Regions from separate parts of the Homo sapiens genome. Here region 2 is linked to region 1. Evidence: chromatin loops called from intact Hi-C (ENCODE). Cell type or tissue: sigmoid colon. All regions are shown on one strand.

Evidence for each region. A loop is a pair of places that touch in the nucleus more often than their neighbours do. Peaks named below come from ENCODE experiments on the same cell type or tissue, not always from the same donor. Only the 100,000 strongest peaks of a DNase experiment are listed, where the experiment ranks them.
Region 2: it touches region 1 in a loop (3-fold over the local background); 3 of 110 quality-filtered maps call a loop at or near these places.

The regions. Positions count from the first base shown.
Region 1 is chr2:235,433,155-235,435,654 of GRCh38, reverse strand. No RefSeq gene overlaps it. Among named protein-coding and RNA genes, the nearest start is that of AGAP1, 60 kb to the left of the region's middle. In sigmoid colon, no CTCF peak of the experiment used is centred here; a DNase peak (open chromatin) is centred at 1,544.
Region 2 is chr2:235,669,734-235,672,233 of GRCh38, reverse strand. All of the region lies in intron 1 of AGAP1 (ArfGAP with GTPase domain, ankyrin repeat and PH domain 1), which reads right to left. Among named protein-coding and RNA genes, the nearest start is that of TNRC17, 150 kb to the right of the region's middle. In sigmoid colon, a CTCF peak has its summit at 1,398; DNase peaks (open chromatin) are centred at 823 and 1,433; H3K4me3 peaks cover 2,500 bases.

The DNA.
Region 1 (2,500 bases):
AGATCGGGAGAGTGCGAGATCAGGGTGGTCAGAACAGGGTTCATTGAGAGGTGACATTTGACCTCTGCGTGTGGAGTTGCTTACTTCCCTGGCGAAAAGCATGTCCGGCAATGGAAAGAGGCAGTGTACTGGCTGGGGATCTGGTCTGCTGAGACAGAGCCTTATATAATGTTGCGTAGTCACAGACTGACATCCCATCACCTTTGCCATATTCTGTTAGTTGGAAGCAAGTGACAGGTCTTGCCCACACCCAAGCAGAGGGCACCACAGGAAGGTGCCAACACCAGGAAGCTGGGATCATGGGGACTGTTTCAGAGTCTTTCCACAACAGGGCATTTTTCAAGGAGGCCAAATGGCATTTGAGGTTCAGAAACCCACCTCTCTGACAACAGCCCACCTAAGCACATGGAGAGTTTCTCTGTCCTACAAGTTTATTGAGAACGGGGACCTCTGCCTTATGTATTCCTGTACGTTCAGATTCTAGCTCAACGCCAGACACATAGTTGGCACTCAAAAAAAATGTTTGTGGCAATGAATTAAACGAATGAAGTTGTGTTGCATTACAGAATAGTGAAGTAACTGGCAAAGGGGGACCATTCCGTCCAACACTGAAGGAGATGGAGAAGACGAAGGTGAAAGAAGGTACAAAATAAACACATCTGAAATGGAAAGGGAATGGATATAGACAGTTTTGCATGCTTTCTGAAATATTTAAGATCTTCTTATTATTAAAGAGTTGTGTAAGGCAGTCACTAGGAACGAGAAATTGTCCCCCTCCAACAGGGCATGCTGTGCACATGATAAGCCTTTCCTGATAGGGAGGTTGGAGGAGCAGATGAGCAGAACACCGAATCTGGGGGACATCCTCAGGAGGGTCCCCAAACCTTATGATATTGTTAGGGTGAAGGGTTTACAGTCTGACCTGGATTATATTTCATGCAGTCATGAACAGCTGTGGGAAAATTATGACCACAGAGCATTGATTAACTGACCAATGTCAACATAAATGATGGTTTTTGGTGGGGTATAGTGGCTTAAGCCTGTAATCCCAACACTTTGGGAGGCCAACAGGTGAATTGCTTGACCTCCGGAGTTCGAGACCAACCTGCGCAACATGGTGAAACTTTGTCTCTACCAAAAATATAAAAACTAGCAAGATGTGGTGGCACACACCTGTGGTCCTAGCTATTCAGGAGGCTGAGGTGGGAGGATCACTGGAGCCCAGGTGGTGGAGGTTGCAGTGAGCTGTGATCATGTCACTGTACTCCAGCCTGGGTGACAGAGCAGGACCCTGTCTCAAAAAAAAAAGAAAGAAAGAAAGAAAAAAGGATAGTTTTCTATAGTGCTTCACCTGGTCCTGGTCAACATTTAAAAAACCTGAAGCTCCCTTGCTCAGTAGGGTCTATTGCTCTTTGGTGACATTTGTTCAAGTCACAGTTCCTCAGCTTAGATCAGCTGTGTCACTGGCCTTGCACAGTTCCCTTCCTGGCTATGATGGATGCCAAGGTGGCTGTCTTCCAAGTTCCGTCATTTCCACTGCACTCATTAGATCTTGTGTTGCTCAGCCTTATATCAGCAGTGTCAGTTCCTCTCCTAGCCGTGGCCATCTTCTTAGCGTGAACTTGTTATTAAAACTAGCTAAGACCTTTCCAGAGGCTCTTCTTTTAGCCAAATGAGACATCTGGTGGACACCCAGCTCCTCCATATATTTCAAACCACACTTTGTTTTTGCGATGGATTTGTGATTTAGGATGTAGGATGTGTGTGATTTAGGTGTAGGATGGAGTCATATGCCTCCTCTGAAAGGCCACACTTTCTCCCAGCTGAGTTGTTTTCCTTTCCTGGAATCAGCCTTCTTCTCCCCCCACTCCTCTCCTCCCCAAATGAGTTTCTACTCTTTCTCCATAGTTGCATTTACAAGCTCAAAATTCTGCCTAACTCAGCTGACAGTTTCAAGGCAAGCTTAGAGCAGCTCCCTTTGGTGTACAAAATGAGAATTCTTTTTAATGATGGTGAAATATTTAAGGCTGAATTATACTACTCAACTTAAACCCTTTAATGGAAATTACAAAAATATTTCCCTTATAACCATTTAAACCTGCCAAAAAGGTCACGAATGTGCAAGGAAGCATTTCAAGGTCACGCTGGAGACCGTGTCCTGGGCTGTGATTCAATTTTCGGTTGGGAGGAGGGCACACATGTGAAGTGGCGTCCCTTCTAGCTTTGGGGAAGTTATTTCTGTAAGTCCGGGGAATGTCTCCGTGGGTCCTGGGCAAGTGGCTCTTTTCTCGGCTATGTTCTCCGAGGGGAGAGAGCCTGTCTGCTTGGGTCAAGTCATGTCCTGTGAAGCCAGAGTGCTGTGAAGGTTCTTGGCACGGACTAGCTTTTGTGCCCTTAGCCACAGTGGTCTTTCCCTTGGGCTCCTTCCAACAGGATGGTGTGGGCATACGGTGCCAAATGGCCCTGAAATAGAGTCAGGGATGTGAGCACAGAGTAGACA
Region 2 (2,500 bases), 240 kb before region 1:
TTTTAACATAAACCCTAGGGGCAGTCAGCTGACCTGTTAAGTCCACTTGGGATGAATACCCTCTCCAGAGGTGGGTTACACAGCAGTCTGAACTGCAAATCAAAAGCCCACTCTCCAACTACCTTTATCTGTACCAGCCAAGTTAAAGAATTCAGATAAGAGGATGAATAATATTTTTTTTTTTGGTGGTAAAAATGCATGGCCTCTTGTCTGTGGCCACAATATCTTCAGGCATACAACCCCCTCCCAGGAGAATAAGGTGTAGCAATCTAGCACCACTTCCACCCCCAGAATCCCCCTCAGGGTGATGCGCAGTTGATGGAGTCTGTGTTTTGAGGTTTCTGGAGGCTCTGACCCCGAAATGCTACCAAAAGGTTAACTGATTCCTGCAGAGAATAACATATCTGGCTGGAGATCCCTCCATGCAAAGTCCCTGTCTGAGGACTTAAGGGAACACAGACCTGAGGTTTCAGAACAGGCTGCAGGGCTGCGGTTTTCCTGCCCTTTTGCTAGCCTACATTATGAGGAAACAGAATCCAGTCCCAGACTCGCTCTCCTCATTAAGATGCCACCTGGCAGGAAAGCTGTGGAGAGAGGGGCCTCCGTCCCACCCCAGGCCCCACCACTGTAGTGAGGTGTCCTTACAGCCAGCTCAATACCGAGGGCCACGGAGTCAGCTGAGTCCACATCACAACACTGACAGATGGTAGCACTAACAGGGAGACGACTCGAGGCAGGGAGGGGCGCCAGGATGAATGCCGGCTTCTCCCATCCAGGCAGCCGCACCTGTGCGGCGGCGACCGGCGAGCCTCGGCTCCCTGGGGCGGCCCCACAGGTGTCGCGGGCAGCCAGCTCAGGGCCCGCTCCCGCAGAAGACCCAGCGAGCACGCGAAGGAGGTCGGCGCCGGCTGGCAAGGCGACCTCTCCCGGGTCAAGCTCTCCTTGATGAAGGTGGTGGACTCCGAGGGGCACCAGCACGCACAGCCAGGCGCAGGGGCAGCCAGAAAACCCAGGACCGCTGCGCCCTGCTGGGGAAAACCGCAGTACCCGAGTTCGCATCCCTCGAGGCCACGTGCAGGCTCCCGACCCGGGAGGGCGGGTCCCATAGCCGCTGCGGAACCGGCAAGTCCCCACCACGCCCCTTCCCGTCCCGGGACCCCCGGCCACGCTGCCCACCTCTGCGCGGGGAGCCGTCGATGCTCTCGGCGCTGGACGAGTGCGCTTCGGCCGGGGCCCGCCGCAGGCTGAAGTAGCCGCGTGGCCGCGAGGCTCCGCTCCGTGGCGAGGGCCCGCCGCCCGGGCCCCCGTCCCTGCGCGCGAAGATGCCGCTGAAGAAGCGCAGCAGCCGGTGCTCCGAGGCCGCGCCGGCCCCGGCCGCCGCCCGCGCGCGCTCCAGCCGCTGCAGGTCGCTGTTGTCCAGCGTGCGGTTCTTGCTCTTACTGCGTTCCCAACGCTCCAGGTCCGAGAGCGCGTCGTTCTTGCTGAGCACCTCGCCCACGTCCAGGGTGTTGCGCTTCTCCGAGGCGGGCTGCGTGGCGGTCGCGGGCTCCAGGGTGGTCCCGGCCGCGGCCTCGTCGCACGGCGCCCAGGCCAGGCTCCCGGAGCTGCTGTGGCGCCTTCCGCCGCCCAGTGTCCGGCCTTGCGGCGCCTCAGGCCCGCTCCAGTGCCTGAAGCTCAGGCTCCGCCGCAGGGGCGCGGCCCGGGCCCCCTCCACGTCGGGGCTGCCGGACGCGGGCGAGCCGCGTCCCTCCTCCTCGGCCGGGGCGCTGCCGGCCAGGTCCGCGGGTTCCAGGCCGCGTGCGCACGGCCGGAGCCGCCCCAGTTCCAGCTGCCCGGTGCTGCGGGTGCGGAAGGTGCGGAAATCCCAAGCGCGCGGCCGGGGACCCTCCGGTTCCTCGGCGCCCTCCGCCTCCTCGGCCTCCTCCTCAAGCCTCCCGGGCGCGTCCGGGGAGCGCGCGGGCCGGGGCCGCCGAACCGGGCGTGGGTCCGGGCCGCCGGAGCCCGGCGCGGCCAGCTGCTCCTTCCTGACCATGGTCACGGAGATGCGGTAGACAGTCTTTCTGGGGGGCGTCCCGCGCGGCATCGCGTCCGCGGGTGGCGACGCGGGCTCGCCACTGCCGTCCAACAAGTACATGTCGCCCGCGCGCTGGGGCCCCGCCGCATCCAGCGAGCCCGCGGGCCGGGAGGGCGCCGGGCCAAGCGGGGAGGGCAGGCGGGCCGGGAGTGTGGCCCACGCCCCCCGCTGACCGCGAGGGCCGCACTCAGGCTGCGGGGACGGCGCCCCTGGCACCCGCCGGCCCGTGCGCCGCGCCGCCCGAGTGCCGGGGTCCGGGCCCGGGGCGCCGAGCCATGGGCCGGCGGGGCCAAGCGAGGCGGCCGGTCAGGCGCTAGAGCGCTCTCGCCGGCAGGTGCGGCCGCGGTGCGCAGGGCCCAGGGCAGGCGGCGGCGCCCGCGGCTTCATTGTCTACGACGCGGGGCCCGTGCGCATCCTCCCGCTCCG